Linked DNA regions of Homo sapiens: region 2 is linked to region 1. A link is a contact called in ENCODE Hi-C or POLR2A ChIA-PET data. All regions are on one chromosome and are shown on one strand. Each heading gives the region's core, a stretch centred on a gene start or an enhancer-like site at or near the end of the contact. The rest is flanking DNA. Distances are from core to core; before and after follow the strand shown.

What was found. A loop is a pair of places that touch in the nucleus more often than their neighbours do. ChIA-PET counts read pairs that join two places held with the same protein, here RNA polymerase II (POLR2A). Pooled maps may share reads with other maps.
Region 2: a loop to region 1 is called in a pooled map, with 2.5 times the contacts of the local background. The contact joins the enhancer-like site here to the promoter of ANKRD13B in region 1. A Hi-C loop is called at or near these places in 2 of 50 pooled maps. POLR2A ChIA-PET finds 5 or more read pairs at or near these places in 4 of 52 experiments (H1, OCI-LY7, WTC11 and 1 more).

Annotation. Positions count from the first base shown.
Region 1 is chr17:29,590,955-29,597,761 of GRCh38, reverse strand. It overlaps ANKRD13B (ankyrin repeat domain 13B), which reads right to left and starts at 4,630. Exons shown (of 15, transcript NM_152345.5): 1 at 4,027-4,630. The coding sequence starts at 4,140. RefSeq lists an enhancer at 3,442-3,511 and a silencer at 5,836-6,025.
Region 2 is chr17:29,429,236-29,436,551 of GRCh38, reverse strand. All of the region lies in intron 1 of TAOK1 (TAO kinase 1), which reads right to left. Among named protein-coding and RNA genes, the nearest start is that of MIR4523, 42 kb to the right of the region's middle. Within about 2 kb of position 2,821, at least 2 of the 41 ENCODE cell types and tissues checked have a DNase peak (open chromatin) inside an H3K27ac peak, as active enhancers do.

The DNA.
Region 1 (6,807 bases), core at 3,381-5,880:
TCAGCCAAGCTCCAGAGCAGCTCTCCCCACAAGCCCAGAGTGCCGCCTGCAGTGTAAGTGGCACCTTGCCCTGGGCCCAGGTAGGAGAATTCATTAATCTCCTCAGCAGAGGCCTCCAGCTTCTCCTCAGCAGAGGCCTCTAGCTATTTAATTGCTGGAATGAAAAGGTTTCCCATGAAACCCAACACCCAGCCCTCCCCACCAAGAGAACGGAGATTCCTTATCCCAGCAGGCCTCAGCTGGAGTCAAAAGGTGGAGTCTTTGGAGTTTTGTAGCTGGGGGTCCCTGGGCAGAGAGCCTCCCTACCTCCACTCAGGCACACACACCACACTCTAGTACACACTGGTACCATACAGATACACACTCGTACGCTCATAGGTACTCACGTGTGCCCTTAAGTGTACAAGCACATGCATGCCCAGCTGCCTTCTGGCCCTGCAGGAGTCCACTCCTGTGTAACGTGTGTGTGCGTATTTGCACAGGAACACCCCTCACACCCATGTGCACTAGCAGGGTACTTTCCAAACTCCTTTAGCATGAGCAGAATCCTTTTGTTAAGGGAAGTATGAAAAGCATACATCTCATGTATGGACTAAACACAGTGCTTGCGAGGAAGGTGAGGGACGCAGAGCCTGTGCTCAAGGTGGTGCCTGCTCAGCCCCTTCCCCAGCCCACGAGGAGGAAGGCAGGAGTCTGGTGTAGTCGTTGCTTGACCTCTCCTGCCCAGCGTGGGGTGCAGGGGCAGGTCTGCCTGAGCTCATTCAAGGGGAGGGAGGCAGGATGCATCCTCAAGCTGCGTAGGAGGCCACGGGCTGTGGGGACCGCACCCTGGACTTCTCCCTCCATGTCACCCCTCCCATCCTGCCCTTGCAGCCCCTCCCCCTCATCCCAGAACACATTGATTTTTGGTTTCTGGGGTTTGTGGCTCCCTCTCCCGAGCTTCCTAGCTTACCAGCTGTGGTGATGCCCCACATCCAGGACTGCCCAGTGTAGGCAAAGGGAGGGGTCTGAGGTGCTCCTCGCACATCCTGGGCCCCACAACCCATCTCCCCTGCCTCTAGGTCAGAAGGGTGAACAGGGAAAGCAGGAAGCAAGCCCACGGTGGAGAACGCCCCAGGGAGAAGGAAAATGATTCTCTGGGACCACAATCTGCCCACTTCAGGGTTCTGGTTGCCAGGGGCAGAGTCCTGCTCCCCAGGCCCAGCCCACACATGTCCCTCCCACGGGAGCTGCACAGGCTAACCCTTCCCCCTGTTCCCACCCCAGGGAACACCAGGAACTCACGACTCCAGAACCAGGACCATGCCCAGCTGGCCATGCCAGGCAAGGGGGAACTGGCATATTCCCTGGCTTACAACCCTGTCCCCCCCGACCTGGCAGAGAACATGCATAGCGGCAAGCAGGGCACCGGGCTGGCATCACAGCACTGCTGGGTGCCCCTTCCCTTCACCAGGCACCTCCTATCTGCCCATCACTCCCTGCTTCCAGCCTCCAGCAGAGCAATTTGGGGCTGAGCAAAGCCCATTAACCTGCTCTGAAGGTGGCCATGCTGGCCCCCTCCTCAGCCAGCTGCACTGCCAAGCCTGCCCACGGAGGGCCTCTGCGGGGCTTTCTTGGAGTGAAGAAGAGGCAGCTATGCCAAGCCAAGACCAGGGAAACCTGGCTCCTGAGTGCTTGAGGAAAGCCGAGCTGTTTCTGTGGCGGCTGGTACCAGGGGGACTAGAGGCCAGGGACCCCTGGCTGGGATGCCAGGGTTCCACAGTGCTTTTCTCATGATGTTAGGTGGCTGTCCCCAGGTCCCCCTTGCAGAAAACAGAGCCTGGTGCCCTGGGGAGTAGGCAGTGTACATCTGGATACAAGCCTCACTCTGGGCCAGTCCTCGAGAGGGGAGACAGCTAGGGAACTCTCCCACCTACACGGAGTGGCATTCCTCTTTTTGGCACGCCTGAGGGAAGGAGAGGACTGGCCTGGCTCCTCTGTGGTTGAACAAGGGTTAACCTCCACCAGTGCCCTATATTCCCCCTGGCCTGGATCCAGGACAGGCAGTGTCCATTTCAAGGAGACATTAACTCACTGGGGCAGGGGTAGGGGTGAATCTGGGACCTTGTTTCTGAGGCAGCCAGAGGGGTGGGAGAGAGAAACACATGAGCAGCCCCCAACACCTCTACCTGCAGCGGCTCCGGTGCCCCCCACCCCAACCTTACCCCAGCAAGATGGCCACCCACTTCAGGATTATCAGCAGAGAGGCCTGCTGGAGAAGTCTTTTCTCCCAGGGCATTCTGCCTCTCTCCAGTCTCTGCAGTAAAAGGACCACCCACCCTCAGGCAAGGGAGTGGGACTGAGGCATTCTGGAGATTCAGCCTTCTGCCTAGTGATCCTTGGACCCCTGGGAAGTTCTTCCCACATGAGGCTTGTCTTCTTTTGCTTTCAGGGAAGGAAAGCAGAGAAGAGCCAGCAGAGGCTGGCTGGCCATGTCTTAGCGCTTTGCACATCACCCTGGAATTTCCTGTTCACACTTGCTTCACCAGAACAGAGACTCCTTGAGGGCAGGGGTTGATGCCCTGTTTGTTCATCTGTTTCCTGGGGGCACTGTGACCCACTCTCTTTAACAGGCTTCTCGTGGCTGCAGAGCACTGCCTTTATGATAGATAAACAAAGACAGGGTCTGAGGAGTTCAGTCTGAGGAGAAACTCGGAGAGTGCTGGCATAGGCACAGGTAACAGGAAGTGGCCACCCAGACCGGCCCAGAGGCCTGCGGGCACAGGTCACTCGCATATTTACAGGGACTGCCATGCAGAGCTGGATGCCATGCAGGCCTGGGGGCTGGCTCAGCGTGGGACTTCAGAGACACATCCTGACCCCCAGCCTGCTCAGTCCGATGGCCTGCCCTCCACCTCCATGCTTCCCTTGGCGATTGCACAGCTCCTCAGACTGAACTTCTCATGACTCAATAAGCAGCCCTCAGAAGGTAAATTCCCACAGCGGGCAACTGCGCTAACCACCCCCAGCCCATGGCCCCAAGGTCTCAGACCCAGTCCAAAACTGGGGTTCTCAGCCTGCAGCAAGCCATGGGACCCGGGCCCAGCTCTGGCTCTTGCAGCCCACCCTGGAGGCGGGGGGTCATCTCTGCCATGAGTGCCTACCTGTGGCCTGGGTGCCAAGGGCAGAAGTGGCAATCTGTGACCTGTGCCTGCCTTTGTTCTGAAGCATGGCCAGAAGACATCCTGAAGCATGGCCAGAAGACATCCCCCCTTCCCCTGTTTTCTGGAGACCACTGCCCAGCCCAAAGCTGGTGACCCACGTGGCCTTACTGACCAGCAGAAACCAGGGAGCCCACCTGGTGCGCAGAACCTCAAGTCCTTCCAGCAGCCAGGGCCCCTCAGCTTCCTCTGCGCCTAGAAACCAGGCCCCAGCACCAGAGGGCAGGAGAGCGCTTTTCAGCACCTGGACAAGGCCCTTGGGGCCTCCCAAGAGGGTCTTTCTCCACTCCCTGTTCCTGAGCTGGGGCTGGGCTCTGAGAGATCCAAGGATCTGCCCAGTTTGAGAGCTAAAAGAGAAAGCGCTCACCGTTGGGGAGAGGGCGCTGGGTGGGGCTGGGGTGCCTGGGAGTGTGACACAGCCTCTTCCCCATTCTTGACCTATGGCCCCCTCCCCACGCAAGCCTTTCCCACCTCCGCACCCTCACTCGGGAGGTGTCGCCGCTCAACTGGCTGGGGCGGACTCTCCCACCACATGGAACACCGACACAGCCCGCAGCCCCTCCCTGCAGCCCTCACTGCCCCGGCGGAGGAGGGGCACAGAGGCCTCTACTCTCATCTAGGTGAGTCCGAAACACGTGTGGTCCCGCCCGTCCCGGCCGGAGGGGATCACCCTTTCCCGGTCAACAAGCACAAAAGCCGCGGCCGCAAACAAAGACGCGCCGCAAACTCGCCAGGGAGGCGGGACAGCCCGCGCCGCACCCCCTCCCCAGGCCGGACGGGCGTGCCCGGCCGCGGGGTCCCCGCGGCGCCCCGAAGGCGCTCCTACCTGGCCCGCGCGGACCTCCTTCTCCAGCTCGCGGTGGCGGTTGTGCCACACGAGGTAGTGCAGCGGATACTTGCCCTCGGGCCCCTTCCTGGCGGAGGCGTTGGCGGGGATCATCGCCCGCTCCTCATGCCGGGGCCGCGGCGCCCGGCCGGGGAGGAGGGACGGCGCCGGAGCCGGGGCCCGGGGCCGCGGGGCGGGGGGCCGGCGCTGCCTGCTCGCGGGGCTGCGGCTCGGGCATGTGCGAGCGGCGGCGGGCGGGGGCGGCGCGCCCGGCGCGGTGCGGGCGGCGCGGGCGACGGGCGTCCTCGCGAGGCGGCGGCGGCGGGCGGCGCGGAGAGGCCCCCACCCGCCCTGGGAGGGAGCGGGCACTCGGCGGCGCTGCGCGGACTCGCGCTCGCCTCCCACACCCCCGCACACAAAGACGCCGCTCGGCGGAGGGAGCAGGCGCCCGCAGCGGGCGCGGGGGCGCACGGGACGCGGGCCCCGGGGACGCCGCCGCAGGGACGCGCGCCCGCAGCCCCCGGGTCCCCACAGCTGCATAGCCCGGCCCTCAGCCCGAGCGGCCGGCGCGGGATACGGGGATGTGGGGATGATGGGGAGAGAGGAAGGGGACCAGGCGCCCCGGGTAGAGCTTGTCAGCTCAGCCCCGCGGCATCATGGGGTTTGTAGTCCGCCTCGTGAAACTGGGGGTGGCAGGTGGCCGAAGAGGGTCTGCACTGTCCCCGGATCTCGTGGGAGAGTGGGCGGGGAGTCAGGCCTGGCCCAGACGCGGGCGGGGCCCTGACGCCAGGTGGGCTGGGACGCACCTCCCCCGCTGGCATTTTGCCTTTTGCTGGGGAAGTGGGGGGGCACGGGCCTAGGTCGAGCGTTTGGGAGACGGGGTGGAGGTGTGGTCTTCAGAATTGAGCTTGGGTCCCAGGGGCCATGAAGAAGGATCCGGATTCCCAGAAGAGAGCGTCTGATTGGGAACTCCTGAGAAAGGTGTGGGGCATCAGTACCAAGGGTCATTGGAGCAGCCAGGGGTCTGGCCCCTGGAACATTTCTGAGGAGTCTTCCCTGCCCTGTTAGAAAATTAAACTCCATCTTCCACACATGTCATTGGAAACAGAATGTCCAGTAACGCGGGAAAGATGGTCCCTTTCCCCCCGCACACTGTCCCCAGCAAGAACCAGAGTGAGGTTGGACAGAAAAAGCAGCAGGTGGCAGCTCCGTTCCTCCACCCAGCTGGCCCTTCAGGAAGGGAAGTGACTGATTCCAGAGACTGTCTCCTTCCTGAATGACCCCAGGGTGAAGAGGTACTTCCAGAATGGTCCCTGCAGAGGGTGTGGTAAAAGTTGAATTGGCCTCTCAAGCGCCAATTGCAAGGCCTGGAAGGACCAAGAGGCTTGGACCAGTCCCTGGAGGGAGGGGACTGTGATGTCAGAGAGACCAGAGTTCGAATAGCTCCAACTGCCTGACCTTAAAAGAGCAAACTGCTTAATTTTTCCGACTTTCTCGGTCCACTCCCCTTCAAAATGAGAATCTAGATACTACCTCCTGGGGTGAGCTAAGGATAATGACTGCCCTGGAAACAGCGCCTCCCTCCCCCAACCAGGCGGGCCGAGACAGGTGGCGGGACCAGGCACGGTGCCTTCTTGAGCCCACCTCAGAACAAGGCAGGAATAAGGGATTCCACACCGGCCCTACTTAAAACAACAATCCAAGAAGTGTTTGTGTGGGAGGTGCCAGCAAAAGCTTGCAAACTCTCTCAGGTTTCTTTGTGTGGTCTTCCCTCCTTCCTCCTCCACACCCTGTGGTGCCAGGCCCCAGCGGGAAGAGATGAGGGAGGAGCGGGCTGCCTCGCCCCTTTCTCCCGCCTGGGAGGAGCCAGCTGGCGTCTCCGGGGGCCCGGGACCGCTGCCCGCCTGCACCACCAGGGGTCAGCAGAGTGTCGTGGCTGCAGCCAGTGCAGGGGAGGGGGCTGGCGCGGTTGAGGGGCATCTAGGAGTGGCCGGGAGCATGCCTGTGCATTTCCTTATTAAATTGTTTTTCGAACCTTGTGTGTGATTCCACTGTAGCAGTCCTGCTTCCTGGGGTGGTGACATCTCCACGGGGGAATCCAGAAACCCTTTTATCTCCAGTCCCAGGCCCAGAAGTTTGGCTGTGACGGGGCTGGGGGAAACAAAGTTTGGACGATGTGTCCGCGCCAGGGCCACTCCCAGGTAGTCTCTGAGCCAACCAGGAGATGGGGAGTGGGGTGGAGGGGTAAGCAGAGTGAATCATCCTTCTTCCCCAGCAAAGCCCAGGAGTCCGAGGACAGGGGGAGTTCAGGATGGATTGTGGGGAGTTGTCGATTGTGGGGAACTGTCCCCTGGGCGGCCGTGTTCTTTTTTTGCCAGGCGGCGGTAGACACTGAACCCAGGTCGCTTGCGCTTCGGCCCGCGCTCTCAGCTGCCACGTGCTCGAGACGCGCCCACACAGCGGAGAAACAAAGACAGCCAAGCGGCAGGGCTGCCAGCAGCCTCCTCGACATTTAATAAATGAAATTCCATAGCTGGGGGTCGATCGGGGGTGAACGGGCGGCCACCGCTCGTGGACTGAGCGCCTGGCACGGGCTGCCTGGCCACTCCTCCCGTCTCACTCCCCCCGCCCCTTACCCCCTTCCCGCTGAGGCCACCAAGCCCATGGACTCTGGTGAGAGAGCAGCTCGGGGCGGCAGGTGGTGCTCCCCCCTACACACCAGCTAGGTATCGTTGCTTGCAAAAGCCCCACCAGCTGAGCGGCTGGCTGTCGAGGGAGGGG
Region 2 (7,316 bases), core at 1,572-4,071, 160 kb after region 1:
GGTTTATAATAGACTGTAAGACTTTAACAGGTGCTCTCAAATACAGACTTCAGATAACTTTGGAGATTGTTAACATTTTAATAAAGGAAAATGAACAGGACTCATGAAGAGCTGAAATGTTTACAAATATCAAGCAAAACAAGAGTTAACTAAATGGACTGAACTCAGAAAGCTGAAGCAACCTTTCTGACTTTTGGCTGGAATATTGCTGATCCTTGTTTGGTTTTTCAGAGTCAAGGAAACTCATTTTGAACTATTTACGGCCTTTAATAATTGAGTAAGGTATATTCCTAAGAAAAAAACTTTGGAGCATGTTATGTTTCTCTCCGCCTGGTGCCTCTAAAATTTGAAAACTGTCTGTGAGTATTCTTTAATTTTTTGATTTTTAAATTTTTAAAACATTTTTTACTTATTTATTTTTGAGACAGAGTTTCACTCTTGTTGCCCAGGCTGGAGTGCAGTGGCTCAATCTGAACTCAATGCAACCTCTGCCTCCCGGGTTCAACCGATTCCCTTGCCTCAGCCTTTCAAGTAGCTGGGATTACAGGCACCAGCCACCACGCCCAGCTAATTTTTTGTATTTTTAGTACAGATGGGGTTTCACCATGTTGGCCAGGCTGGTCTCGAACTCCTGACCTCGTGATCCGCCTGCCTTGGCCTCCCAAAGTGCTGGGATTACAGGCGTGAGCCACCGCACCCCGCCTATCTGTGAGTATTCTTATGGCAATATAAGTATTTGCAATAGTGCAATGAGAATTCATTTTTCTTTTGTAACAGGATACAACTGGAGAAAATGGTTATTTTAACAAGGCTTTTACTGGAAGGGTATGCTCCCCTTTAAGGAGTCAAGCTCGAAGTCGAACTTGCAGAACCAACAAAAGCCCCATGGAGAAAGTGACCTAATACCCTCATCTTCGCAGTCCTTGTACAGGGTTCCTGACCTGTGGTCAGTAAAGAATGTCACTTTCTAACAGGTTCTAGGAGCTCCAAGTTTATCTTGGGACCTTAAGAGGAGAGGATCACCCAACTCATAGGTGTTTCAAGGTCTTATCTGAGATTCCTTGGGGAATAGAGTTCCATCAAAGCCAATCTAAAAGGCCTATGTAGACATAATTATTCTTGCTATACTTTAGGCAAATAATCAGGTCAAGTATAGGGCTAAGGGATTTTGCAAACCACTCAGTCCTATCATGATTTTTTAACAAAAATGAGGACTGGAAAGAGAGAGATCATGTTCCAAAATTTACCATACATTTGTCATTAAATTCTGAACTCATTGGTTGTTTTTAAGTTTTCACCTACATTTTAGACTAACCCTGCTTGTTCCTGTGAACTAACCAGCAATCTCCAGCTGCATCTCAGAAAGAACAACGGGGATGGGTAATGTAAAAATCTGGACCAATATTCTAGTTCTGAGCAATTATCCTTCAAATTCTTCCAGGTGATGGGAATACATAGGATGCCCATCACAGAGGTTTCCTTTTGGGAAAGTAAGACCAAGGGAGCTAACCAAAGCCAAGCACCATGCACCCAAATCCTAGCAAGCATAACTAGAGCCACCAGTTATCTGGGTGTGTCACAAGACATCCTTTCCTCTCCCTTACTGGAGGAGGACTCGGTTCCACAGTTTCACCTTAGCATTTGGCTTACAAGGAGTCCATGCAACTCCCCTGAGACACATCTTTGTCCCAGACTCAATTCCAAATTTCAGGTCAAAGCCCTAGGAAAAAAACTGGATCTGAGGGATCCAGAGGCAAATGACAACAGAGGTTAAAAGGCACATTGCAGGTGAGCGTGGCTGACTCCTGCTGATTAAGCCAACTCCAAGCTTCCTGTTTCATGGATAAAGGCCACATTAATATCCATGGCATAAATGAGGCCTAGGGAACTCCAAAGCTACTGACTGTAGGTGGGAAACAGACATAGGTGAGACAAATAATTCCTATTGTCTCGACACCCCTGTTTCATGGGTGCAAGCCACTTTGGTACTCATGGTGGCACCTGCCAAGGTCGCCAGAACTCGGGGATGCAAGGACAGAAGACTGAAAGAGGACACTCTTTCCTCTCACTCTCACGTATCCTGAGTATATGCTAGGAAAATAAGGGAACCAGGGAGGCCTGCTTCCCTCTTTCTAGATTGGTAGCCATTCATCTTCAATCTGTACCCCTTTCAAATGCATCCTGAACCTCTGGGACTCCTTTAAAAGGAGGCTTTTTCCCTTTCTCCTCAGTTCTCTCTTCACTAATAGATAATTGTGTTTCTGTACTACAAGACACTCCCCTCAAATGCATCCTCCGAACTAGAAAGAGTTAATTTCCCAAACTTTAAACTGGTTGGCTTAGGATTGGGCTCAGAGGAAGGGAACCCAAAAGCCCAACATGCCAGCAAAAGGGTAAAGTTTCTTTACCAGTCGGGTTTTTGGCCTCCCTCTCCCTGTGAAAATTGGTAAAAGGCCTCAGTATTTTTCAGCTCTCCTTACCCCGCCCCTTGTTTCGTTTTGATGCATGTTTTCTAATAACCCGGTTTGTCTGTTCTTGCCTTCAGGCCATCAAACTCCAAATGGTCATGCAACCGGAGCCTCTGATGGTGGCCCCTTCTGCTGGGAACCCCTAAATAGGCCTCTTAGGGAGCTCTGACTGCTGTTTCCCCCAAAACAGGCCCCTGTCAGCAGGAAGCAGTTAAGATCGGTCTTCGTCCGTGTCCTTAATCTAACAATTGCTAGATTAGAGGGGAAATGAGATAGCCAGGTGGGAGAGGGTCCCCAGAGAAACTACAACAAGCCTGCCCACTGGAGCTGAGCCTCAGGAGGTTCATGCCATTTGCAGTGGGGAGGAGTCTGGCCCCTCCACTTCCTGTGTGGAACCTGAGATTTGAATGGCAGGGCGGGAAGTGCTCTAGCAGGAGACTCTGGCCTTGTGGAGTATCCCTATTTCCCCTTTTTTTCCCTTTTCACCCAATAAAACCCTCTGCTTTACTCACCCTTTAAACTGTCTGCAAGCCTGAATTTTCATAGCCATGGGACGGACAAGTTCTTTAGCTGAACTAAGGAAAAGTCCTGCAATGCTAACAGAGCTGCCTTAGTTTCTAGAGTGAAGAATCTTTTTACATTCTTTTTTTTTTTTTTTTGAGACAGAGTCTAGCTCTGTCACCCAGGATGGAATGCAGTGATCTCGGCTCACTGCAACATCCACTCCCGGGTTCAAGCAATTCTCGTGCCTCAGCCTCCTGAGTAGCTGGGATTACAGATGCCCGCCACCACGTCCAGCTAATTTTTGTATTTTTAGTAGAGACAGGGTTTCACCATGTTGGCCAGGCTGGTCTTGAACTCCTGACCTCGTAATCCACCCGGCTTGGCCTCCCAAAGTGCTGGCTCACAAGCGTGAGCCACTGCACCTGGCTACATTCTTTTATTAGCCCTATAACTGAGACTCAAACTCTACTTACATTCTCTTGCATTACTAGTAATTCAAAAAGATAACTATGGTAAGGCCCTGGAGACTCAGTGGCTCATGCCTATAATCCCAACACTTACGAAGGCCGAGGCAGGAGGACTGCTTGAGCCCAGGAATTCAAGACTGGCCTAGGCAACATTGCAAGACACTGTCTCTACAAAAACTTTAAAAATTAGCCAGGTGTGGTGGCAAACACCTGCAGTCCTAACTACTCAGGAGGCTAAGGCAGAAGGATCCCTTGAGCACAGGAGTTTAAGGTTGCAGTAAGCTATGATCTGAGAGACAGAGCACAACTCTGTCTCTCTCTAAAAAAAAAAAAAATTTGGACAGGTGTGGTGGCTCACGCCTGTAATCCCAGCACTTTGGGAGGCCAAGGTGGGTGGATCACCTGAGGTTAGGAGTTCAAGACCAGCCTGGTCAACATGGTGAAACCCCATCTCTACTAAAAAATACAAAAATTAGCCAGGCAGGCCGGGCACAGTGGCTCACGCCTGTAATCCCAGCACTTTGGGAGGCCGAGATGGGTGGATCACGAGGTCAGGAGTTTGAGACCAGCCTGTCCAATATGGTGAAACCCCATCTGTTGGGAACAGGCCTCCAAATCTGGCCATAAACTGGCCCCAAAACTGGCCATAAACAAAATCTCTGCAGCACTGCGACATGTTTGTGATGGCCATGATGCCCACGCCGAAGGTTGTGGGTTTACCGAAATGAGGGCAAGGAACACCTGGCCCACCCAGGATGGAAAACTGCTTAAGGCGGTCCTAAGCCACAAACAATACCATGAGTGATCTGTGCCTTAAGGACATGCTCCTGCTGCAGATAACTAGCCAGGGCCCATACCTTTGTTTTGGCCCATCCCTTTGTTTCCCATTTTAGTTAATCTATAATCTATAGAAACAATGCTTATCACTGGCTTGCTGTCAATAAATATGTGGGTAAAACTCTGTTTGAGGCTCTCAGCTCTGAAGGCTGTCAGCCCCCTGATTTCCCACTCCACACTTTATATTTCTGTGTGTGTGTCTTTAATTCCTCTAGCAACGCTGGGTTAGGATCTCCACAACCGAGCTGGTCTCCGCACACGGAGCTGGTCTCGGCACCCATCTCTACTAAAAAGTACAAAAATTAGCAGGGTGTGGTGGCTCACGCCTGTAGTCCTAGTTACTCAGGAGGCTGAGGTAGGAGAATCGCTTGAACCCGGGAGTCAGAGGTTGCAGTGAGCCGAGATCGCACCACTGCAATCCAGCCTGGGCAACAGAGTGAGACTCCATCTCAAAAAAAAAAAAAAAAAAAAATTAGCCAGGCATGGTGGTGGGCACCTGTAATCCCAGCTACTTGGGAGGCTGAGGCAGAATTGCTTGAACCAAGGAGGCGGAGGTTGCAGTGAGCTGAGATCGCGCCATTGCACTCCAGCCTGGGTGACAAGAGCAAAACTCTGTCTCAAAAAAAAAAATTTAACTTATACTTATTTACATTTATTTACTTATAAAACCGTATGTCTCCACTTCAATATCTCAAAGAAATTTCTAACTCAAAATAATCTAGTCATTCAAGCCAATCTTCTTTCTGAGTTGCCTATAAAATTAAAGTGTGTCACACTAATGTATCCAATTTAGTAATCCAAAAACCTAAGGTTTTTTTTTAATTTATTTATTTAGAGACAGGGTCTCGCTCCGTTGCCCGGGTTGGAGTGCAGTAACACAAGCACAGCTCACTGCAGCCTTGATTTCCTGAGCTCAAGTGATCCTCCCACCTTAGCCTCCCAAGCAGCTGAGACTACAGGCACACACCACCATGCTCAACTAATATGTTTTCTTTTTAGTAGAGACAAAGTCTTGTTATGTTGCCCAGGCTGGCCTCAAACTCCAGAGCGCAAGCACTCTCACCTAAGTGAGAACCTGACCAAAAAGGGGGAGTTTTTTTAAACAAAATTCTGGGAGGTCATTGTTTTGGACTAAGCTCATGCACTGGGCCCCAACAAACCAAACCAAAATGGAATCACTTGTGCTAAGACTTTAAGGAAACACACAGATTCTAGAACAGAGCAGGTTTTGTTTTTTCTCCAGCAAATTTCTATAACAGCATAGGTATCCACTCCCAAAATTCCCATTAAGTCTTTTAATCAATTTCATTTCCCCTCGCCTAGAGACCACCAAACTTCAGATGATCATGCAGCAAAGTTCCAGCCAGTTCCAGGTGAAGATACTACCCCTGGCCATCAAAAAGCTACCCTCCTTCCACTAGACAGAACAGGGTGAGAGTTCCGTGATCTCCAACAGGTAGGGACTAAGCCCCAAATCAGCATGAAGCAGTTACAGAAGAAAGACCTTCAGTCCTTCTGCCTCCCATAAAGATTTATGGGGATCATGTCTCTCAGAGGAAGATGAGGCAGGAGAATAGGGTCTGGAGGCAGGGAACCTAAGGCTGTTTCATGCCAATTTCCTAGAACTAAATTGAAAGGAAAACCCTAACTTTCCATGCCTAAGTAACAAAAGGACCAGAGGCGACTCCCTTTGACCTTTCCTGAGCACTGCAGATGGGATATTGGCTGTCCCCAGCAAATCAGACTGATTGCTGGTGGAGTCTTCGTTTGCAACTTTGTAACTTCACCCTAGCCTCTGATTGGTTGCTTTTTGCAGATGCGAAGTTACAAAGTTTTTGCAACCAATCGGATGTTTGCACAGGAGTGTGACCTTTGTAACTTCACATCAGCCTCTGGTGGGCTGCTTTCCCCAACCAATCAGACTGATTGCAGGCTACCCTTCAGTTACATGAGGTGAGCATGAAGTGGCCAATGGGAAACTTCTAGGGGGTATTTGAACCCAAGAAGATTCTACACCTGGGCTCCTTGAGCCGCTCCTCAGGTCTGCTCCCACACTGTGGAGTGTACTTTCATTTTCAATAAATCCCTGCTTTCGTTCTTTTGTTACTTCATTCTTTCTTTGCTTTGCTGGACATTTTAACCAATTCTTTGTCCAAAACGCCAAGAACCTGGAGTCATGACCCTCTACTGGTGACAAAAATACAAGCCCTCTCTTTTTATCTTTTTGATTCAAATGGAAGAAAAAGCTCTTGTGATTTTTCCCAAAATTCAACATTATTATAGTTTTCCTTTAATACTAAAGTAAAATTACAAGATAAAAATTAAATTTTACTGTCAACAAGATCAGTTGTATTGATTAGATCTTATAGTCTTATTTATTTCAAAATAAAAATAGGGCACACTGTATGACAGATATTAAACAAACTCAAAACTTCAGAGATAAAAGGTATCTTAGATGCACAAGTGCCTGAAGGGTTGGGTGGTGTGCTTAAAGTCACAGTTAATAACAAAACTATAACTAAAAAACCTAAAGGTACTAAATACAAGGTGGTATCCTAAATTAGATCCTGAAACAGGAAAAGGATGTTAGTGGAAAATCTGGACAAAATTGGTAGTTTAGTTAATAATATTGTAACAATGTTAACTTGTTAGCATTGACAAATGTACCATGGTTATTTAAAATGTTAACATTAGAGGAAAGGCCGGGCATGGTGGCTCACACCTGTAGTCCCAGCATTTTGGGAGGCTGAGGTAGCCGGATCACTTGAGGTCAAGCATTTGAGACCAGTCTGGCCAACATGGTGAAACACTGTCTCTACTAAAAAATACAAAAATTAGCCGGTCCTGGTGGCGTGCACCTGTAATCCAGCTACTTGGGAGGCTGAGACACAAGAATCACCTGAACCCAGGAGATGGAGGGTGTAGTGTCCCCCAGTGTGGGGGACAGAGTGAGACTCTCCAAAAAAACAAAGAAAAGAAAAAAAAAATCAGAGGAAAGTAGATGAAAGGTATACAAGAACTCTGTACTATCTTCTTTGCA